3 separate regions of the Mus musculus genome follow, and regions 2 and 3 are each linked to region 1. Evidence: chromatin loops called from intact Hi-C (ENCODE). Cell type or tissue: left cerebral cortex. All regions are shown on one strand. Region 1 overlaps Cmtm8 (CKLF-like MARVEL transmembrane domain containing 8). Region 2 holds the start of Gm30448 (a long non-coding RNA gene). Region 3 overlaps Gpd1l (glycerol-3-phosphate dehydrogenase 1-like).

The links. Peaks named below come from ENCODE experiments on the same cell type or tissue, not always from the same donor. Only the 100,000 strongest peaks of a DNase experiment are listed, where the experiment ranks them.
Region 2: a loop joins it to region 1, with 2.2 times the contacts of the local background. A loop is called at or near these places in 6 of 42 quality-filtered maps.
Region 3: a loop joins it to region 1, with 2.0 times the contacts of the local background. A loop is called at or near these places in 16 of 42 quality-filtered maps.

Annotation. Positions count from the first base shown.
Region 1 is chr9:114,805,802-114,813,801 of GRCm38, reverse strand. The region is part of intron 1 of Cmtm8 (CKLF-like MARVEL transmembrane domain containing 8); the gene reads left to right. Among named protein-coding and RNA genes, the nearest start is that of Cmtm7, 28 kb to the right of the region's middle. In left cerebral cortex, a CTCF peak has its summit at 3,856 (motif pointing left); no DNase peak of the experiment used is centred here.
Region 2 is chr9:114,850,841-114,858,840 of GRCm38, reverse strand. It overlaps Gm30448 (a long non-coding RNA gene), which reads left to right and starts at 5,178. Exons shown (of 3, transcript XR_379920.3): 1 at 5,178-5,364. In left cerebral cortex, CTCF peaks have their summits at 3,182 and 6,027 (motif pointing left); DNase peaks (open chromatin) are centred at 3,295 and 3,998.
Region 3 is chr9:114,898,071-114,906,070 of GRCm38, reverse strand. Gpd1l (glycerol-3-phosphate dehydrogenase 1-like) reads left to right here. Exons shown (of 8, transcript NM_175380.5): 6 at 1,063-1,296; 7 at 2,304-2,410; 8 at 3,569-6,732. The coding sequence ends at 3,665. Among named protein-coding and RNA genes, the nearest start is that of Gpd1l, 32 kb to the left of the region's middle. In left cerebral cortex, no CTCF peak of the experiment used is centred here; a DNase peak (open chromatin) is centred at 3,788.

The DNA.
Region 1 (8,000 bases):
GGGAGGCAGAGGCAGGTGGATTTCTGAGTTCAAGGCCAGCCTAGTCTACAGAAATAGTTCTAGGGCAGCCAGGGTTACACAGAGAAACTGTCACAAAACAAAACAAAATTCCTTTTTCTTTTAGTGAACCTGGTATTCCCTCCATTCAACTTCTGTTAATTAAATTAAAGGTGTCCTAGCCAAGTGTAGGCGCTTGGGAAGTTGTGGCAAGAAACTTAAGAGCTGAGGTTAACCTGGGCCTCAGATCAGCAGAGTGGCTCATGCTTTAATCCCAGCACTATGTAGACCAGGATAGCCCCGAACTCAAAGACCCTCCTGCCCTCTGGCTTGGCATGGCTGGTAGTCATGGCTTCCTGGGGAGTGGAGACCTCTCCTAGTGAGATTTTTCAATATTCTCTTGAGAGCATTAGTGCTAAAAATTTGCAAGCTTTTCTTCAATGTGTGCTTAGGGCTCGTTTAGTGTGTGCATAAACATTTTGAGATCCCCAGTGTCTTAGTCAGGGTTTCTATTCCTGCACAATCATCATGACCAAGAAGCAAGTTGGGGAGGAAAGGGTTTATTCAGCTTACACTTCCACATTGCTGTTGATCACCAAAGGATGTCAGGACTGGAACTTAAGCAGGTCAGGAAGCAGGAGCTGATGCAGAGGCCATGGAGGGATGTTCTTTACTGGCTTGCTTCCCCTGGCTCGCTCAGCCTGCTCTCTTATAGAATCAAGACAACCAGCTCAGAAATGGTCCCACCCACAAGGGGCCTTTCTCCCTTGATCACTAATTCAGAAAATGTCTTACAGCTGGATCTCATGGAGGCATTTCCTCAACTGAAGCTCCTTTCTCTGTGATAACCCCAGCTGTGTCAAGTTGACACAAAACTAGCCAGTACATCCAGTGCAGCCAGGCTTCAGTATCAGTGTAGTGTGGCATCAGAGTTGATGTATGTCTGGTGGGCCTGACCTGACACATGTCTCAGTTGTGTTTCTGTGTCTAAATACAACATAGCCAAGGACTTAGCCTCAGATTTGAGACAAGAAACATCATTTATCTGGGGCTTATTCTTTGTTCCCGCGAGGTGGTACATTTCGGAACCTCCTGGTTTGGTTAGATTGCCGCAGCATCGAATGTGTATATAGTTGTTTGTTCTCCCTCACCTTCAGTTTTGGTTGGCTGAGTTTTGGCTTTGCAGTGCACCTGTGAGGTAAGTCTTCTGCCACTGAGCTACGCTCCCAGGTCGCCAATGTTTTCGAAATTGGAAACCTAAACAACCCTTGAGAAAATGGAAAAAAACAATACAAAGTCCTTTATGTAATTGTTTTGTTGGAGACAGAGACTCCCTATGTGCCCCAGGCTGCCTGGTTGGTCTGGCCTGGCTACCTTCCTCTGCCTCCTGAAGGCGTGCTCCTCAGTTAATGTACTCTCTATCCCTTTCTGTGAAAATGTGGGTTATTTTAAATTTCCATAGATTTTTTTTTACACTTATTTGTGCGTGTGAGTGTGTGTGTGTGTGTGTGTGTGTGCATGTGTAGCCTAGGCATGGCTTTGGAAGTTGGCGGACAAAGTGATGAAGTCAGTTCTCGCCTACCATGTAAATCCCAAGGGTCAAACTCAGGTCACCTGACTTAGCCACAAGCACTTTTGCCCACTGAGTCATCTCACTGAGCCTTGCTTCCTTTTTTGTTTAATAACAGAGAGTTGCAGGCACCTAGTCCTTCCTCCCTAAGCAGCTTTGGGTACATCTCCCAAGAACCAGGGTGCTCTGTGAAGGGACTGAAGGAGCTAACATCCCGGACACCCACAGTGAGGCCCAGATCGCCCTTCACACTTTTCTTCTCAGCCTTTTGTCTGAGGCTGAATCAACTCCAGTGTCCTGTGTCTTGAATATCTGGATCACTTCAGGCAAAAGACTTTACCTGATAGAGAAATAAGTCAAGATGTTTTTAGAGAGGCTGTGTTGAGGCTTCTGTTATTCGGCTTAGCAAAACTATAGCATGTGCTACACTGTGTGTCTGGTGGGATTCACATTACATGGCATATGATAATAGATTATCCCAAATTAGTATTGCAAACTCGGTCACATAGGGTCTTATGACAAGGACTTAATAAAGTCCATGGGGTTCTACATGATCCTATGAATGACGTGCGTGCATGCGTCCGTCCGTGCATGCATGCATGCGTGTGTGTGCGTGCGTGAATGCGTGTGCATGCATATGAGTGCATGTGGAGACTGGAGGACAACTTCATCAAGTGTTGTTCCCCTGGAGCCATACACCTCGCCTTTTCAATCGAACCTCACCACATCCGAATGCTTACGTAGGTGCCGAGGATCAAAGTCGGGCCTTTTGAGAGGCAACCGCTCCTCTTACTAAGATATTTCCACCGCTCCCATGAGTGACTTTTCTTTACAGCTTCCCCCCACCCCCCCAAGGACCCATCATCCCCTGATGATCTACTAGGCTTCCTGTTGCTCTCTCGGTGGAGGAGGGCTGGGGAAAGAAGAAGCATAAAGGAAACAATGTGTCAGGTCAGATCTCTGTAGACCCTCACTGCCGCTTCTTTCCTCGTTTGCAAGGAACGGGTGAGGAGTACTCGTGGTTGCTAGATGATTCGACTCGCTATAGGACCAAAGGAAGCCGTGCCTCTCTCTTTCTATACAAATCCTCCAAGGCAAATATTTGTCTGGAGTCAGTAGCCAGAAACAATTGCTGAAGGGCTGCGGGGGTTATTACGGCGCTTGGTGTTTGCCCAGAGGCACACATGGGATGAGGAGGAAGGATTCCTCTGACTTAGTTACATGTTAGCTTTCCTGCTGCCGATAACAGTGCAGACCAGGGGACTCTGCTACAGCGGCACGCTAGATAAAGTCTCTACACAGCAGAGAAAAGTTAGCAGCTCATACCATTGACTCAGGGAGACACATTGAAACTTGGTAAATAACAAGCTTCCAGGAAGCTTATGAGGAAAAGAAAATCGTTGTGCTCACACATGAAAACTGAAGTGACTCACGTGTTTAATCTTCCCCACAAAGCAAAGAATCAATACGTTGGTTTTGGGCTAGTGGATAAAAACTACCATCCCCAGGAGGATAAATGTTGACCATCTAAGTCCCCTGTGACTGCTGGAGGAAGAGGAGGAGGGGGAGATCCCTTAACGGCAAATATGTTTATTTCAAGTATATTAAATATTTCCTTCAAAGCTGTCTTTGAAGGGTAGCTTTGTGTAGCACAGGTTTTTATTTTGGCTCTCTATATCTGTGTGTGTGTGTGTGTGTGTGTGTGTGTTTGTGTATCATCTATATCTATATCTATCTTTCTGAAACAGTGTTTCACTATGTAGCTTTGGCCGGCCTGAAACACATACAGATCTGACTGCTAAAGGTGTGCACCTCAATATTTTGTTTTGTTTTAAAGATTTTTATTGTATATGTATGTGTGAGTGGCTGCATGCATGCTGTGTGCCATGTGGATGTGGTACCCAGGGGAGAGAGATGTTGGATCTCAGCCGGGTGTGCTGGTGCATACCTGGTCTACAGAGTGAGTTCCAGGACAGCCAGGGCTATACAGAGAAACCCTGTCTCGAAAAACAAAAAACAAACAAACAAAAGAAAATGTTGGCTCTCTTGAAACTGATGTTAGAGACATTGTAAACAGTCCAAAGTAGGTGCTGGGAACCAAACTCAGATCCTCTACTTAAGCAACACCCACTTTTAACTACTGAACCATTCTTTCAAATAAAGAATTTGGAGGGGTTGGAGAGATGGCTCAGAGGTTAAGCGTGCCAGCTGTTCTTCCAGAGGTCCTGAGTTCAATTCCCAGCAACCACATGGTGGTTCATAACCATCTATAGTGAGATTTGGTGCCCTCTTCTGGCCTGCAGGTACACATGCAGGCAAAACACTATATAATTAATTAATTAATTAATTACGTCTTAAAAAGTTATTTTGGGGACTGGGTTATAGCTCATTTGGTAGAGTGATTGTGTAGTATACACAAAGCTGTGGGTTAGATCCCCAGCAGGGCAGAGGTGTGTGTGTAGGGGGTGTCCCTGTAATTCAATCCCAGCACCTTGGAAGTGGAGGCAGGAGGATCTAAATTTAAAGATCATCTTTGGCTACACATTGAGATTCAGACCAGCTAGAGATACATGAGACTCAGAAAAGAAAATGTTGGTCCTCTTTCTGACCCCCAAAAGAAGTCAGACCTGGTAGACATTGCGGGACTGAGGCAAAGTGATCAGCTGGGTCCTGTGGCTTTGCCCCATGAAACATCTGGCTATGATAAAATATCCTGACAGAAAGTGAATCCTGAAGGAAGGGTCTTTGGGCTTCCGTTTTGGGTTACGTCTCATTGTGGATGTGCTGGGGAATTGAGCCAGGGCTCCATGCATGCTAGGCAAGCGTCCTACCAACTGTTTTCCTGTTTACCCCCTTTTTAAAAATCTGTACGTTTTGCTTGTGTACGTGTCTGTATGTGCACCACATGCATGCCTGATGCTCTCAGAAGTCAGAGGAGGGCATCGGAGCCCCTGAAATGGAGTTACAGACGGTTATGGACCTCAGGGTGGATGCTAGGAATCTAATCCGGGTCCTCTAGAAGAGCAGCCAGTGCTCTTAACTACTGAGCCATCTCTCCAGCCACTTTGTTTTACTTTCTAATTTGAGACAGAATCTTTCTCATTAACTCACTCAAGCTGACCTTGAATTTACTTTGCGGCCCAGATAAGCCCCAAACGTGTGATTCCCCCATTTCAACCTCCTGAGTAACCGGGGTTGCAGGCCAGCACTACCAGACCCAGCCAGACCTTGTTGACTCTTAACAATCAAGATTATGATAAAGAAATGTAAACAGTGGGGCTTATCTATGAGCAAGCCGATAAGCTAACAGTAGCAGCATTCAATGAACAGGCACAGAGCAATGTAAATGACTGAGCCTCAAACCGTACCACCAGGTGTCAGATGCTGTGATGAGTCAGAAGAACCAGGCTGGAGAGTACACATGCTAAGTCAGGACTGGTCCATAGGCTACTCGGGCTCACTATGGAGAGCATAGCAGACAAGCCCACATGTATGTTTTTATACAGCCTGCAAGTTAACAGTGGCTTTTATGGGACCGAGGATATAGCCCCACTGGTAGAATGCTTGCTTCGCGTGCGTGAAGTCCTAGATTCGATTACCCAGCCTTGTACAAGCCAGATGTGGAGGTGCACATCTGTAATCCTAGCACCAGGAAGGGAGGGGGAGAGAATCAGAGCTCACGGTCGTCATTAGCAAGTGAGACAAGCGTGGAATACTACGTCATGCACGACCATGGGGGCTGGCACACATGCACACATCACATAGGTCTCACTTTTTAAAATGTGTTCATGTGAGAATGAGATCTATTTTAAGCACCTCAGCTTTCCTTGACATAACCTGATATCCTCTGGGAAATTGCAAAAGACAGGTGACAGCTGCTTTCTCAGAACTTGGAAGGTGGTCATAGGCTTGCAGGAACCAGACCCGAATGGGAGCAGAGAAGACTTAACGGGATGCTTTCTCAGAAGGCCGAGGCAAGAGGATCGCTGAGAGTCTGAGGCTACATAGTGAGATTCTGTCTAAAAGAAATAAAAGCAGTCATGTGTGGTGTCGGGTAATCCAAAATAAATCGTGCGTGCATGCATGTGCATGTGCATACGTGTACTCCATGACACTTGTGGGTGCTGGGGACAACCTCAAGTCAGTCCTTGCCTGTCTGTATCCATTACAAGGTCATGCTCATCACTCGGTGTACCAACCCAGCTGGCCTGTGAGCTTCGGAAGACCCTGGTCTTGACCTCCCACACGACCTTGACCTCCCACCTTTGACACAAGCTTGGGGGATTCGAACTGAGTTCATCAGTCTTGCATGATAAGCACTTTACCAGAGGAACTATCTCCTCCAGACTTTAAGTTTCGAGGTAACTGCTCACATCAACCAGGAACATAAAATACTTGTCACTTACGAGGGGACATAGCCAGGCATGGTGGTGTTTGGCAGGGCTGTTTGCAGTAGCTGGAGATAAGATGGATCACTGACAGAAACCAGGAGAGAGACAATGGCTGATCAGGAATGCTCCGAAGCAGTTGGAAGGAAATGAGAAAGCTTTCCATGTTCTTAGCAAGGGTCTCCCTACCAGCGTGGTGAGATGGCTCAGCAGGAAAAGCCACCTGCCCCTAAGCCCGACAACCTCCCACTACTCAGCCAACCTTCTCCTCGTTCCTCCCACTTCCTCAGAGGATGGCGCTCTGCTTTCCCCCTTGAACTTTGAAATGTCCCCACCTCCTCCATCTTGCTAACCCTAAAGCCCGAGTCTGTTAGCTGAGAGTCAGGTGACTTAGTCCCGTGAATTTGTAGCTAATGATTTTATCTCTAGCTTCCCAGTTCCATGTTCTATTTAAAAGGCTAATGAGGTTTTAAAGGGGAAGAAAAAAAAGCAAGCAATGAATTAGCTTCTTTTGCCATCTAGTGCTGCTGTGAAGGGGCCTGTCGGAGCTGTCAAAACAGCTCTTGGTTGGTTGTCAGCGGACACCGGGACGCTTAGCATAAAAAGCACAGGAGGGTTATGACCAGTAAAAATTAACCTGGAGAGCCAATTCCTAGTAGGGCTCATAGGGGAGGGCGCACCAGAAAAGCCTCTACCCTATGAGACAGGAAAAGGGGTAGAGGTGGGGGTAGATTCTGGAAGCTTGCTCTCCAGCAACCAAGCTAAATGGTTAGATTCAGAGAGAGACCTTGACTCAAAGGAAGAGGTTGGAGAGTGGTGGAGGAAGACCCCCAACTGGCCTCTGCATTTGGTGTGCACACAGATGAGCCAGTATTAATGCGTGTCACACATTGCATGGTTCTGTTAATATGAAATATTGTTATTATATTGTATTGGTTCATTGTCGTGTGTTGTTTGAAATTACTGAAAAGCTGGCCCAGGGAAGTGCTGTTGCCCCACCACCCAGTTTTAGACTCAAGCATGTTTGTCTTTAAAGTGTCCGCCGAGGTCTGGAGTTGCCCTTCTCCCGACTCTGTAACAGGGAAAGAAGAACAGCAAAGCAGCCTGGGAGTAAAATCATTACACACTTGGGAACGGGAGAAAGGGGAGCCATTTGCAACCAAAGTTACTATGTTTATCCCATGACATCAAAGTGCCTGATTCTAGGATAGGAAATAGAAGCTGTTCAGGTCAGCCAGGGAAGGTCAGCTACAGAGAGGAGGCTCAGTCCAGAACTCCAGCCCAAGCCTCAACTCTCCCAGCGGGTTTCTGCTGGATATTGTAAGCCTCTGAATTGATGGCATCAGCTCTCTGCTGCTCTTTGTTCTATTACCTGAACCCTCCCCGGAGAGACCCTCTGCTCTGCCCAGGCTTCTAACAGGTACCCCAGTTGACTTTTTAAAAAGTATTTTTATCTTAATGTGTTTGTATCTAGTATATGTCCACGCACCATGTATGTGCATGGGTCCTCGAGGTCAGAAAGAAGTGTCAGAGTTATTGATGGTTGTGAGCCAACATGGGAATGCTGAGCCATCTCTCCAGCCCCCAGCTGGCTGTCTTAAAGGTGTTTGGTCAGTCCATTTCTGATGGATATTCGTAAGCCCCTGATTTGGTGATGTTACCTTCCTGTCTGTCCATCCATCTATGTATCAATATTTATTCTTTTATTTTTACTTGCTATATACACAATCAGTTCAGTCATTCAAACACAAAAACCCATCTACCACACAGTCCATTCTTCAGATCACACAGCACAGAGAGATCATAAAGACTACTAAAGAGTTGGAGAGATGGCTCAGCGGTTAACAACACTGACTGCTCTTCCAGAGGTCCTGAGTTCAATTCCCAGCAAGCACACAGTGGCTCACAAACATCTGTGATGGGATCTGACAGCCTCTTCTGGTGTGTCTGAAGACAGCTGTAATGTACTCATATACATAAAATAAATAAATCGTTTTTTATTTTTGTTTTTTTCGAGACAGGGTTTCTCTGTGTAGCCCTGGCTG
Region 2 (8,000 bases), 45 kb before region 1:
TTATGTGCACATGTATATGCATGTATGGAGGCCAGAGGTCTCAGGAATCCTTTTCCATCAGTCTCACTGAGACAGGTCTCTCACTGAACCCAGACCCTGGCATTTCTCCCGGGTCCTCCTGTCTCCAGTGTCTACAGCACTAAGGTTGCAGATGCCCAGGATATCACTGGGTTCTCATGGGTGACAGAGATCTGACCTCAGGTCCTACAGACCCAGCCCAAGACTAACTTTTAGTAGGTAAGCCTCACAGAGAACTGAGGCTTCAATGGGGTCTGGCAGCACGAGTAAGTTTTGCAAAGACAGGGGAGGAAGGGTGATCTAGGAGGCGACAGACCCACAAGCGTCAAGACACCAACACAGGAAAATGTATCTATCTATTCAGCCTGAAACTTTTCCTTTGGCAAAAGCATATGTCATTAACACGGAGATGGGTCTCCATTCCTATCACCCAGGTGGCAAAGGGAGGTGAGACTGTGCTTACTGCCTTGACCGCATCTGGGCCCAGATGTGAAGCAAGAGATGGGTTCAAACTCATCCTCCCATCGAGGCCTTCCGGGGTGGAGGTGCGCCCTCAGTGTGTGCCAAACCATCTGTCCACACGTGCACTCTTCCCTCAACCTAGACCATAGCTCAGCAGGGGCGGAGGAAGCTGTGGGTGAGAGCTGCTGTTCAGGGGAGGAGAGGGCAAGTCCTGGCTCAGGTCTTTCTCCTCTCAATGCTCCTCTCAAACACGACTCCCCAGGCCCATCTGCCACAGGCCAGAGTTAGGAGATGGGATTCTTTCCCTAGTAAAGGAAAGGGAGGGAGTTGGGGAGGTGACTGGAAAGCCAGGTCCCCAGTGAAGACAGACACAGGGGACAGAGCTGTGAGCCTCTTCTTAGAAAGCTGATTTTGAAACACCTCCTCAGCAAGGGCCGTCTGTCCCAAAAGGATGACTGTCCTACTGTGGCCTTCAACTGTAGCCCAGTCTCTGCATGGCTACACAGCTGGAGGGTGCCTGCAGCTTTAGTCACTCACGAGGTGGGGCAAAGCATAACTAAGCAGCCCAGAAGCCGAGAATTAAAGTAAGTTGAAAATCTCTGTGGGCTGAGACATCAAGTCAACAACAAATGGGCACCAAGGCCAGAATCACAAACCCTGGTCATTTTCTCTTCCATCTGCTTGGAAAGGGGGTTGGGAAGAGAGAAAGTGCATCCCCATCTCCAGGAGCAGGGCTCCGGTGGGGTACAGAAAGAAGCATAGTCATTCCTGTAAAGATTCTAGAAGATTCTTCAGGTTGTGATTTTTCGCCTGGAGCTATTTACCTTCCTTAAACTTAAATCAAACTGTCCAATTGTGTAATTGCTTTCTCGGAATTCACTAGCTACACAGAATTGGGATTTTCAGTACTGACTCTCCTGGTTGAAGAGAAAGGGCTGGGAGGTGGGAAATAGAGGGAGCTGGGAATGACAGAGAAAGAGCCCTTCATGCCAAGGCGTTCAAATGCTTCTACCACATTCTTCTATCACACCCTGGGAGTGCCTCAATGGCCCAGTCTCCCAACCACACTCCACACCAGTTAAGCTCAACTCTGACAGTGGGAGCTACCTGCATAGTGGAGAAAAGTCTCTTGGGGGCTGGAGGGATGGCACAAAGGGGGAAAGGGGGTTGCTATACAAGCCTAATGGCCCAAGTTTGACCCCTGGAACCCATAAAAGGTGGAAATAGAGAAGCCATTCCACAAAGTTGTGCTGGAATTTAAGGTGTGTGTCACCTCTGTCCCGATCAATGATTAAAAAAAGAAAAGAAAAAAACCTTCATGGATAGCTCAGTTGGTAAAGTGTTTGCCTTGCAAGCATGAGGGAGGAACTAAGCCTGACTCCTAGACATGGTGTCCAGAGCCTGTAGTCCCTGTGCCAGGGGGTTCCGTGGCGCTCACTGGGCAGACAGCCCAGACTACTTGGGGAGCTCTAGGCCGTTGAGAGAAACAAGGTAAATGGCGCATAAGGAACACCATCCAAAGTTGTTCTCTGGCTTCCACATGTACACACGCGTACATGCACAGCCAAACACACAAGTGCACTGGAACGCACACACACACACACAAACACGTGCAGGCAAAACACACACATATAAGAAATAATGAAAAAAAACTTTGATCTCACTAGAGATATCTGGAAGTCTGTGTGTGTGTGTGTGTGTGTGTGTGTGTGTCCTGGCTGCAACAGAAATCATTATGTAGACCAGGCTAGCCTTGACCTCACAGAGATCTGCCTGCCTTTTCCTCCTGAGTGCTGGGATTAAAGACACAAGTCATCACACCAAGATAAACTAAATGAAGCTTTAAAAGAACGAATGTGTGGGCAGTGGCTTGGACTCGGGGAGCCCTGAAGCTCACCTGCAGCTAGGGTTGAGGACAGCAGTCCTAAGACATCTGTCCTCGTTGTTCTCTCTCTCTCCCAGTTCACAGAGCACCAGCCATTGCTGGTAGGTGAGGGACAGGCAGGGGACCAATGTAGAACCACTGGGCACTCTCTCAGGAAAATGAGGCCTAAGGTGCAAGTTCTAGCTCAGTCTAGCTGTCTTTGTCAACCCAGGAAAACAGGGAGTAAAATACTGATGACTACCAAGTCTCCCACAGACCAGAGAGAAAGCTGGACTCCTCTGAGAAGAGAGGACTGGGGTGCTCCAATCTTCCCCCCTGAGGTTATGCGTGGCCAGCTGAAAAGAACTTGGTGTTTGTCTCTAGATGAGGGCCTACTTACAGGCTGGGGCCCTCACTTGACTGTCACCTGCAAGCTGGAATGTCTACATACCTTTAAAAAGCCAACCCAGGGTCTAGAGACTCGCTCACTTAGAGGCCCTGGGTTTGCTCCCCGCCCCCACACAGAGCAGGTATTAGGGTACACGCTGTGATCCCGGCACTTGTGAGGTAGAGAGAGGAGGGTTAGGACTTTAAGGTCATCACCAGCTACATAAGGAGTTCTGAGTCAAGCAGACGGCGGGAGTGTGTGGGGGGCCTCTAAAAGCCAGCACACACAAAGAATTCTGTGCCCCCAGGAACACACAGCCTCCCCCATTATCTCGTAAAATTCATGTAAAGAAAAGGCTCAGGTTTTGTTGTTGTTTTCCAAGTATGAAGAAGGCTGCAGGCTGGGTCCTTTTGCAGAGGCATGGGCAGCCTTGAGCTTCTACAACCTCTTGGTGGAGCAGTGTGCTGCCTTTGGGAGCACGGGAGCATAATGACTTCTTTTCTTGTCTATGAGACGGAACGAGGAGTACCAAGCTGGCCCGATTGCTCGGGAGAGCAACTAATCAAAGGGCTGTGAATCATGACACAGATGTTGTAGAAATGCCTCTCAGGAATGAATCACCCTCTACAGGAGGCATCGCTGCAGAACTGTGAAAAAGAGACCTCAGGAAAAGCGCCACAGATCCAGCCCATCCACCTAGGCAGTGACGCAACCTTAGGCGAATGACCGAACCACTCTGAGCCTCAGATGCCTCACTGCAGATACGGGTTGACCACACCCACCTGACAGAATTTCTCTGAGGGTTAGATACAATGTTTCCTTTCCCACCTACCCTGTCTCAGCACTCAGGAAACAGGCAGAGGATCAGAAATTTGAGGCCATCCTCTACAGCATAGTGAACTGGAAGCTGTCTGGGCTATGCAACATCCTGACTTAAAAAACACAAAACAAAACAATAACAACAACAACAAAACAGAATCTATTCTTGAAGAAGGAGGGACCAGGAGAAAAGGAGGTCTTTGCTGCGCTCAGGAAATAAGGTAACCCAAAAGATACAATGTACCCATGATCCTTGCCTTATGGAGTGAACCATTTCTACAGATGGAGGTAAATACAAACTGTCACGTGTGAAGCTCTGCCTCAATAACTATACGGCAAAGCATTCAGAGACGCCACAGTCCCGTGGCTTGGCAGAAGGCACTGCTGTTCTGCATCCTGGCTTCTCCCCACGTCTTGCTGAACGATTACCACCTGCCAATCACAGTGGCACAGCCTGCCTCATCTCTTCTCTGCCAGTCCCACCTTTTCCCCAGAGAGGAGACATTAGTATAACCATGTGCCTAGCTACCATCAGCGGGGTACCCTGCTCTGTGTCCGCCCCCTGCCTGTGCTGGGGAACCTAACTGGTTCCTCTGGTTACACATACTCCAGGTCAAAGAAAGGGACGGTGAACTCAAGCTGCTTGTCACCCGGTAATTAGCCTAGTGCTATCATTTCAGTTCAGGGCAGGGCCTTACCAGTCAGATCCGGACCTCTCCCTACCTCCCAAAGCAGCCATATGGAGACCAGGGACTGAAGGAACAGTTGGCTGCTTTTAAGCAAAAGGAGGTTTTTAGAAGGCTGGGGAGATGGCTCCGTCAGTAAAGTACATGCCAGGCAGGTATGAAGCCCCGTGTTCTGATGGTCAGGCCCAGGTTTAAAAAAAGCCAGATGTGGTAGCATGTAGCTGACCTCCCAAGATGGGACAGCTGGATCCTTGGAAGTTCAGAGGCTAGCTGACCAGCTTAGCTTAACCATCTCAGCCAAGCTGAGACCCTGTCTCAACCAGAAGGCAGAAAGCATCCAAGGAGTAACACCCAACCCTGTCCCTGCACTTCTCTCTCTCTCTCTCTCTCTCTCTCTCTCTCTCTCTCTCTCTCTCTCACACACACACGCGCGCGCGCACACACACACACAAAGGGGAAGAGGAGGGAGGGAGGACTTTTGGCTTTTTCAGGCAATAGGAACTGTAGAACAGTGTTATAACGCAGTTTACCTGCTTCATGCCAGAAACGTATTCAGGAATGCATAAATGTACTTTCGTACACCCTTGGTGTTTGTTTGTTTCTTGCTGAATAAGGACCCCAGCCACCTCTAAATTCCGGGAGTTCACCACCTCTTTGCAAACAGTTCATTGTCTATAAACAAACATCTAAATATTTGTTGGTGCCCAGGGTGCAGAGCTCTCGACTAAATTCTTCCCAAAGCAGAAGTCCTTGGTAAGCAAAAAGCCACTCTGGAAATTGCTTGTTTTGAAAGTTCCTTTGGCTAGAGCCTTCAGGTGAGGCGCTCGACAAATATAATTGCTGCCTCTGATTCTCCGGTCCAACGTTTGGTGTGTTTCCGGTTGCACTGTAGCCACATCTCGACCCTTCCTTGGGTGTGGCCAGCATTCCGAGGGCAGGTCCTTCTGCTCACCCAGCTCCTCAGACAGGAATTCAAACGTGGGCGCCTAATGAACACTAATGAGCGAAAGGTGTTGGCATCAGGACCGCCAGCTGCGCTCTGTTCCAAGTCCTTCCTGCTGGCAGAACTTAGACTTGGCAGTGCCACCAACAGGGCTTTCAGGACTGGTCCACTGGCACTCAGCAAGGTAGGCCCTGGCAACAAACGCACGGTGTTTTAAGCAGCTGCGGCTTCCAGCTTTATGCAACAGACCTTATGGTTTCGTTCTGTGGAACCTCGGCTGTACTCTACGACCATCCTGTTCGGGTCTGTGGTGCTTCCTACACCTTCAGTTCTGCGAACTGGAACCGTCCGGCTGCATTCTGGGGAACTTCCGGCTGCATCCTCTCCAACACCCCGCCCTGCTCTATGGAGCTTTGGCCTGTATCTAGAAACCAGGGTCTTTCTCACTTGGACCTCATTGGCAGACACGGTTCGCCCATGGGCCACCATCTGCTTGTATCTGACCTGACTCTTTGATTAAACTTGACCTTCCCTCAATATACCTCCATTATTCCCTGCTAAGCTGGCATGAAGGCATTCAAAGCCAGGGGGAAGACACTAGCCAGTACCTTCCCTCCACTTATTGGACATGTATATATCATGTATGTGTATATCTTGTTTAAATTTTCCGCTAGCTTGTGTAGCAGGGTTTCCGCTAGCTGCTGAACAAAAGTAGCAAGTGTGCAGAAGAGAGACTTAAGGGCTGGAGAGATGGCACAGCCAACTGCTCTCCCAGAGGTCCTGAGTTCAATTCCCAGCAACCACATGGTAGCTCACGACCATCTGTGATGGGGTCTGATGCCCCCTTCTGGTGTGTCTGAAGACAGCTACAGTGTAAAATAAATCTTTTGAGAGAGAGAGACTGAGACTTAAAGCATTTTACCCCCTAAAAAGATTATAACCTGTGGCTAATATATGGAGCATGCAGAGTCTTTGTGCATAGCCTAAGATGTCCTTTCTGTCCTCCTGCCTCTGCTCCCTCCTAAATGACGGCATTATAGGTATATGACATCATGCCCGGGCCTAGGAATTGAACCTAGGCCTTCCACACGATAGGCCAGTGCTCTCTCACTGAGTATCTTAGTCAGGGTTTCTATTCCTGCACAAACATCATGACCAAGAAGCAGTTAGGGAGGAAAGGGTTTATTCAGCTTACATTTTCCACACTGCCGTTATTCACCAAAGGAAGTCAGCACTGGAACTCAAGCAGGTCAGGAAGCAGGAGCTGATGCAGAGGCCATGGAGGGATGTTCTTTACTGGCTTGCTCAGCCTGCTCTCTTATAGAACCAAGACAACCAGCCCAGAGATGGTCCTACCCACAAGGGACCTCCCCCCTTGATCACTAATTGAGAAAATGCCTTGCAGCTGGATCTCATGGAGGCACTTCCTCACCTGAAGCTCCTTTCTCTGTGATAACTCCAGCTTGTGTCAGGTTGACACAAAACTAGCCAGTGCACGGAGTCTCATCCCAAGTCCCCTCCCCCATGTCCCTCCTCCATGTCTACCAGTAGAATGTCCACCCACAGGATGTGTATTGAAGAGGAGGAGCAGGGAGGAAGGGCTCTCTGACTTCCACACGGGAGGCATTTCCCTCTAGCTGTATCAGCAGAAACACCAGTCTAGAGCTTCCTGTCTGCCCGGCTCTGTCTCTAATATAATTTCCTCACCTAGCCCGTCTCTCTTTGCTCAGTTGAATCTGAACAACCCTTGAAAGCAATGTAAATATTTGCTCCCGGAAGAAACTGTGCCCAAGCCCAGGCTGATCTTGCTACCCTCCTCCTGGGCAAAGCTGTTCCCTGGCCCATTTGTAGCCTCGTGGGTACCACCCTCTCTGGCCCATTCACAGACTAATGAGGTACCACTCATCCCTGCTGCATCCCATCTTGATGACATGCTCCTTCAGGGAAGAAACTGTGTCTTCTTTTCCAAACTGTGTATTCTAGTAGTAAATGCCACACCTTAGGTAAGTACATTTTAAGGCTCTTAATGCAGATAAGGACTTTAGGGGAGGCAGGCGGATCTTTATGAGGTCAAGACCAGTCTGGTCTACATAAGGAGTTCTAGGTTAGTCAGGACTACACGATGACATTCTGTTTTGTTTTGTTTTTTCTTTAACAAAACAAAACAAAAACCAAAAAATGAACAAACTTTGAGGAATCCAGCTTCTTCTTGTGACCAAGACCTTAATGAGATTTTAATAGTTTATTTATCTGTTTGGTTTTTTGTGTTTTTTTTTTAAATTGTTGTTGTTGGTGGGTTGTTTTTCTTTTTGTTTTGTTTTGTTTTTGTAGTGCTGGGATGCTGGGCCTTAAGCTATATCTATAACCTCAGGAAATATTTAAAACTATATTTTTATTTTTAACCAACACATAGTAATTATAAATGGTTATGCATTACAGTGTGACACTTCAATACATAAATATGATGTGCAGTGATCAGGGCAAGGTGACCAGCTTATATCCCCTTGACTGTTGTTACTTCTTTGATGGGAAAAATCCAAATAAAAAATCCTCTCTCCTAACTCCTTGAATATTCAGTTAACAGTTGTCTATGACAGTTCCATGCTTCAGAGCGACAGGCATTGGTCCTCACAGACAGACAGACAGCTGTACCAGACAGCCATCTTCTATACACACACACACACACACACACACACACACACACACATACTCGCCCCCATCTACTTCTCCGGCAGCGACTTTGGTAGCAACTGTTACTTTCTCACCTTGCACGAGACCCACTGTTTAGCTCCCACATTGAGAGGATGCAGCATTTGTCTT
Region 3 (8,000 bases), 92 kb before region 1:
GGTAGCATCATCAAGAGGTAGCAAGGTAACCCCCAGAAGAATCACATGGCCTGTTGGACCTCCAGAGAGAAGGGAACTGTCATTTGTACACATTTTATTGTCCCTGTTATAACTGGCAAGCTCACAAGGACTAGATAGAAAGTGCCTGTGGCCCACAAAGACTCTGAGTCATTTAGTCTGTCGTCTGCCATCGGTAGATGGTATGGACTGGGTCCCATAGAACGTGACTGACAAACACAGGTTGGTATCCTCTATCTCAGCTTATCTATGGAAAAGGAGTACTGTATCTTTTTTGCTGGTGCCTAGGAGAGTGGTCGCAATACAATTCACAGAGCAGGTGTCCCATGGATATTCATGTGGAGATATTTCAGTGACACAAATGGCTGAGACTAATTGCATGTATGCTTACCTAGTGACCCTGCAGGCCAGATCCTGGGTCATGCCCAAGAAAACTGCCCACATGTGCTCATGACAGACACCAACCAGAGGCTCATAGTGATCTAGCTACTGTAGTATTCCATTTACCCACCTTCCCGTCACTTTGCACCGGGGTGAATCTCAGCTTGGGGGCTTTTAAAGTAACATGAGTTCTGAAGTTCAGACTCAGATCTTTCTGTTTGTTTGCAAAGCAAGTATGGTGGGCTAGTGGTGCCTGTAGGGTGGAGTAGGGGTGGCATAGGGTGGTACTGGTACTTGTTTGGGGTAGGGTATGTAGCTCTGACAGAAGCGGAACTTACTGTGTAGACCAAGCTGGCCTTGGAGTTGCAACTATCCATCTGTCTCTGCCCCCCTAATTCTGGAATTAAAGACATGGGACACCAAGCCCAGCCTAGCACTCAGTTTTGATTTAGGAAGGAAGGAAGGAAGGAAGAAAGAAAAAACCCTGAAAAGGTAAAACTAGTTTGTCCAGAGAGAATGCACCCAGGGGCTGCTGTCAGCTGGCCTGGCTCTCACTCAGGCTGATGCTCTGTACACTTGTGCCCACCTCCCACGTTGCTCCCAATCCTGGCCCATTCAGGGCTTCGTGTGCTCAGTGCCAGCTCTGCTTTTTGGTCTCCACAGAACATTGTTGCTGTGGGAGCTGGCTTCTGCGACGGCCTCCGCTGTGGGGACAACACCAAGGCGGCCGTCATACGCCTGGGCCTCATGGAAATGATCGCTTTCGCCAAGATCTTCTGTAAGGGCCAGGTGTCCACGGCCACCTTCTTGGAGAGCTGCGGGGTGGCTGACCTCATCACCACCTGCTACGGAGGGCGGAACCGCAGGGTGGCAGAGGCCTTCGCCAGGACTGGGAAGGTACCCTGAACCCCAACCCTCTCGACTTGATACTCAGACCCCAGACTGGGAGAAATGAGGCCTGTCCCCAAAGAGATTTCCTATAATATTGACACCCCTCCCCTGTTCTGTTTGCCCTGGCTGTGCTCACCTGAGTGTCCTAGCCCTTAAATGCTCTCATCTTTTTCTTTCTTTTCATAAGTTAGCATACAAAGTAACAGGCTTGCAATAGCCTTTTCATAATTTAGGTTAATCCTCGCACCCTCCTCCACCCCCCAGCTTCCCTCTCCCCACCCCATCTGATTGCTCCCTTCTACTGCTGGAACTCCACCTTCCGTCTTCGTATCACAGGCCTTCTCCCTCTTTTGCTCCTTCTCAGGGCCCCTTTCAGGTCTCTGGTCATTGGCCTCTTTCCACACCACTCTAGCATAAATACACAGATATGAAAACGGGGCACTAGGAGGCCCAGCCACCCAACTCAAGGACCACCGTGTTGGATTAGGTCACCAGCACTCCATAAAGAGCTGGGTGCAGCCATATGAACCTGTAGTGTCCGTGCTGGGGAGGCAGAGACTGGAGGATGCCCCTGTCAGCGACCTGGAGGATTCCTGGTCAGCGAGCCCAGCTGAGTTGGTGAGCTTTGGGTTCAGGAAGGAAGCTGTCTAAGAAGATACGTGACATCAACCCCTGACCTCTCCATGCATGCATACACATGGGCATGGACACACACACACAAACACACATACACACACGCACACACGCACACAGGCACACACACCTGCACGAGCGCGCACACACACAGGAGGTAAGAGCCTCACATGAGAGATCATGCACTCTTTGTCTTTCTGAGCCCTGGTGACTCCATTTAACGTGACACTTTCCAGTCCTGTTTGCCTGTAAATGTCACTCACAGTTTCATGTTTTCCTTATCCTTTTCTTTGGCTGGAGACGGGACATCTCCGCTCTCCTCACCTCTCTCAGAAGGAACAACTCTCACGCGGAGGCTTTCTGTGTCCTTTGCTTCTCAGACCATCGAAGAGCTGGAGAAGGAGCTGCTGAACGGGCAGAAGCTGCAGGGACCTCAGACCTCTGCGGAGGTGTACCGCATCCTCAGGCAGAAGGGGCTGCTGGACAAGTGAGTCCCCGTTGCCTGGGCTGCTGGTCCTTGGACAGTCGCAGCGGGCGGATGAGGGGATGAGGCCAGGGTACTTGGGATATGACAGGAAGGAACTGTTTAGATTTCTATGTGATATGAACATCTCTGGTGGGAAATATCTATTTATTACAGACAACTGATTTTAATTCGTTAAAAAGAGTGATTCCATAGATTAAGCATGCTACAGAATATGGAATTTTAGTCGAGCATGCCCAACTTTTTCATGTTGTGACATGACCTTGTCTACAAGGTTTACCCTTGAACCTTGCAGCTCAGTAACAACAAAAAAAATGCAAAAAAAAAAAAAAAAGCCTCAATGTCTTAAATCAACTTATAATTTCTTGTGTTGGGCTATATTCATAGCATGGAAGGTGCTGTAGATACACCTGCTAGGTTCTGGTTTGTTCTACCTTTGTGGTTGGTTTGCTTTTAAAAAAGGGCCTCACAACATAACCCTGGTTGGCCTGGCAGGCACTATATAGACGAGGGTGGCCTTGAACTCACAGAAATCTGACTGCTTCTGCCTCCCAACTGTTAGAATGTAAAGTGTGTGCCACCACACCCGGGTACTTTTGGTTTTTATGAAGAGATGTAAGTATGAGCTGGGTGTGGTGGTTCATGCCTGAAATTCCAGCATTGGGGAAACTCTGTCAGGTGGACTGCTACAAGTTTGAAGCTAGGTTAGTCTACAAAAAGAGTTCAAAGTCAGCCTTAGCTATATAGTAAGACCATGTATTTTTAAAAGGCAAGGAGGGTGACCTGTGCATGGCAGCACTTGTCTGACACCTTAGCACTCATCTTAGCACTTAGCTGGGAGGATCAGGAGTCCACTGCCAGAATTAGAAGCTAGCATAGGAAGTGCACCCCAGTGCAGCCCTGAGCCTCTCGCAGTATGACCGATCTTAAGCACAGAAACCAGACTTTGAAGGATTGGGTCTTTGTTCTTGTTTTAGCAGGTTAGGCTGTATACATCCTGGGTTATAAGGCCTGAATGATACTTCAGTCATGGCACTGGTTGTGCTACTGTCTGTGGGCCTGTTACAACACACACACACACACACACACACACACACACACACTCTCACACACTCCAAGAGGCACAGAGCACAACCTAACATGTCCTTCCTACCCCTCTAGGTTTCCCCTCTTCACTGCAGTGTATCAGATCTGCTATGAAGGCAGGCCTGTCACGCAGATGCTGTCCTGCCTGCAGAGCCACCCAGAGCACATCTGAAGGAGTCAGGCAGCCATCAGGAACAGCTCTGCTGTGCCCACTGGAGGAATCCGGGGCTTGGCAGTGGGATCCTGCTGAACTGTACTTCGAATACATCCAAATTGTTACAGCTTTGTCTCTGTGCCAGGAGAAGCACTCCTCCACTGGCTAAGATGTGTCGGGTAACAACTACAGACACACACGCACATGAGTGAATGTGTGTGAGAGTGTTTGTGTGTGTGTATGTGTGTGTGTGTATATATACAAGTGTGCACCTTTCTCATTCTGTGAGTGTTTCTCTGAACCCAAATCAGGTGTCTATTGATCACATTTTAAATTTCCCCTCCAGGGCAGCTTGTGAAGTTAGAACTAACTCAGCTAAATGTTATGGCTGTGACTCATTTATATGCAAGGGAAGGGAGGAACTGGGTTTTTTTCCCTCTGAAACAGCTATCCAGCATTAAAAACGTCTGCATATATGTGTGTTTGAAGACCACCACACTTTTAAACAGCATCTCAGAGCCAGCAGCATGAACTCCTGGGTTGTGGATTGACGGCTAAACAATCAGGTGTTTTAATTAGATACTCCACAGACAGGTGTCTTCTTGATACAGAGACCACATTCCTTGCCTCTTTCCTCTTCATTTGCTGCTAGAATGGGCTTTCATACAGACCCAGCAAGGCAGAGGAGGAACATCCTTGCAGTGGCTGGGGACACTTCATTATGCTCATTGCTAGGTGGACTTTTTTTTTGCAGCTGTGTCTCTTCAGGCTTGTGGAAGGAACCCTCAAGGGGGCCACTGTCACTTCTCATGTAAGAAGCCATAGCTGTACCTGGTCACCTGGGGACATGGGGACATTCCTCCATCCCTCCAGGATGGGACCTGCGAGGATGTCCCTGGGCCTCTCTGACCTGCTGTTTGTAGGAATGATGTGCCTTTCCTGAGGGCCAGGAGGGCTACTTGCCTTGGAGATTTGTGTGGCAAAGAGTGGGAAAGTCACCACCCACGTGGTGTCCCCAGTCAGCAGGGGCATTTCACTCAGCAGGATCCCACTGCCAAGCCCCAGATACCTGGTGTTCCTCCAGGAATCCAGTGTTTCCACATGCCTTCTATGCATTTCGGATGCTCACTACAGCAGAGAGCCACTGCACTAGAGAATTTACAGCCTTTGCTGAACAATGCTCTATAAGAGACAAGTGTCCTGGAGTCTCCTGGCTAAGCCAGGTGGACCCTGGAATGGCCAAGTAAGTTTGGCCATCCCAGCTGCCTGACTTTTCACACTTTCCTAGAGTGGGGAGGGATCCTGGATGCTAGGAACCCATAAAGCTAATACGTCCCAAACACATTAGACTATGAGAGTCTTGTTTTTCTTAACTAGAATATTAATTAAAATTTCTAGAGAATACTCCTATAGAGTGAGGTGACCCTCACTCTCCACAGGAATTCAGGATGACTAACTTCCTGTGAGAGTTCTATGTAGCCTGGGCTGGCCTTGAATTTGTCACCTTCTTGCCTCTGTCTCCTGAGTGGCCTGGGCTTTGCAGTTCTGGCCTAACCCCTGAGAAAGCTTTCAGGATGCAGGGTCAGGCACAGACAAGGGGATGTCGACCTCAGTGAAACGCACACTATATGGAGTGAGTGCTTTGGATGCTAGAATTAGAACACAAATGATTTTATCTTTATTTAAAAACCAGGCGTCCCACGGGGGTGGAAAGAGCACACGGAGGTCATTGTCCTGTGCTTTAGCCTATGAGAGTTTCCACTTCCCCTCCCTCCTCCTGGGTTTGGTTGCCCCCACCCTACTCTACATCCCTTCTATAACTGAAAATGATTGTAAAATAAATTTTTATGAGAATTTTAAAAACTGTCCAAGAAGACTTTTTGGAGCATTATAAAGTCCCACACCTAAAACGCACAGCAGGCTGAATATTTCAGTTTTCTTAATGATGTCAATCAATTTTTTCTTGCCTCCTAAGTCTTTTAAAAAACGAAACTCTGTACATATGTAACAAAGAGTTACTTTTTAAGATATCCAAAGGGCTGAGAGCTACCGTGGTGTCTACAAAGTAGCACAATGCAGAGTTGTTGACGTGTTTTGCATCCTCGTGTACATTCACCCTCTCTCTGGCCTTGTACTTCCGCTTCTTCCTTCCCTAATGAATGACCTTACTTACTGACTGACATCCCCCTGAAGTCAGCTGATGTGCTTATAACCCACCCAGGAGGGAAACAGGTAAATTTCTTGTTTGTGCTCTGAAGGCCAGAGGCATTGCTGTATGCGTTACCTGTTTTTGTAACCTTGTAACCACCTGCTGATTGGTGTTTCTTGGCGATAGGCTCAGAGACACCTAGATTAGAAACTTCACCTGTGAATGTAAAACTAAGCTCTTGCCTTGCTACTCTCCTCTCCACCGCAGTTTTGGACAAATCTTTGGAAACCCACCCCTGGGGCAGAGCCTGCCTTCTGGTGTTTTCATAGCTGGCCTAAGAAGGGTGCTGTGGTGAGATCGCAGTGTCTAAACAGAATTGTTTCTCTGCCACTTCTGACTGGCTGGCCTCCTACTTCCATATGTACTGTATTTGTTTACGGACTGTAGGTGGGTGTATAGTGTAAAGGCTTGGTTTAATAAACACAACCTCTCAGACCTGTTCCATGGAGCCTATTTTTCCTTTCTTGTTTTTATAAATTATTATTGGGGTGTGCTGTACAAAATTGTGTCTCTGTTCTTACCTACCCAAGGCATTCTTTGATTGGCTTTAATAAAAAATCAGATGGCCGATTAGCTGGGCATGAAGTGGAAGGTGGGACTTCCTGGGAGGGAGAAAGGAACTCTGGAAAGAAAGAAGGAGGCACGAGGGGAGACAAATATGATTTTGGTACTAGAAAGTAGCCACATGGCTGGATAGGGCTAGGTGGCTGGGTTAACTTAGATGAGCTAGTTGAGAGTCTGCCCAGCTAAGGCCTAAAGCTTTGAAATATTAAAAGTCTCTATGGTTATTTGGGGAAAATTGGATAAGGAATAATTGCCATTGTATTCATTTCCAGCATTAATTAATAAATACAGAATTTTAATATTTATATTATAACTTGATTGTTGTATTTTATAGGTATGGATGTATTTGGCCTGCATGTATGTATGTATGTATGCACACTATGAGTGTGCCTGGTGCCCACAGAGGTTAGAAGAGGGCACTGGGTCCCCTGGAACTGGAGTTACAGGTGGTTTCAAACCTAGGTCCTCTGGAAGAACAGCAGCCAGTGCTCTTAACTGCTGGGCCATCCCTCTAACCTCGGGTTTTCTGAGTCAGGGTTTCATGCAGCTCAGGCTAGTCTCAAGCTTACTCCTTAGCTGCTGCAGGTAGCTTCCAGCTCCTGGTCCTCCAGTCTCTACCTCCCAGGCAGTCAGAATCAGCCTGCACCTCCATGCCTGGTCCTTCTGTTTTCTACCTCCCAGGCAGTTAGGATTACAGGCCTGCACTCCATGCCTGCTTCCCTATTTCTTTCTCCTCTTCCTCCTTTTCTGAGGCCAACTTGTAGAAGTAGCTCTCCCTTCCATTGTGAGCTCTAAGAATTGAACTCGGGTTGTCAGCCTTGAATAGCAAGTGTTTTAATCCACTGAGCCATCTCCACAGCCCCGGTTTCCTTCCTTCCTCCCTCTACTCCTAATATAAGGCCTATGTAGACTAGGCTTAGACTAGGCTAGCCTCAAACAGAAATATGACCCCTCTGGCTTCTTTGAGTTACATGCTTAGACCCAATTTTTTTTTTCATCCATTTAGGTTAGCTCTTACTTTAAAACATGAATTGTGTTGAATTTCTGAAAATTAAAGACGCTTTTTAAGAGAAATGCTTCAGCCAAGCGTGGTGGCTTATGCCTGTAACAGGCTGAGGCTGTCAGCCTGGGAGTTGGTTCTCTCCTGCTGTGTGTGTTTTAGGTATCAAACCTAAGTGTCCCGCCTGATCCTTCGGGATTCGTTCCTACCAGGCTGTGTTCTACTTGGATCTGGCCCATACATGGAAAGCCATTGGAGTGTTTGTCTATTATTGGTATTCTGTCTGGACTCCACCCCCACCGTTACCGGGCAACTGCCAGGTAGACCTGGCCCACTATAAAAGGGGCTGCCTGGCCCCTCCTCCCTCTTCTCCCTCTTACTCCCTTGCTTCTCTTGTCTCTCTTACTCTTGCTTCCCACTTGCTCACTCTCTCCCCATTCCCTTCTCCCCTTTCTCCACATGGTCATGGCTGGCCTCTATGTCTCCTCTCTCCTCTCTGCCTTTCTCTGCCTCTGATATACTATAACGTCGTGTGGCTGGTCCCTCAGGAGGAAGGGATGCCTAGGCATGGGTCTGCCAA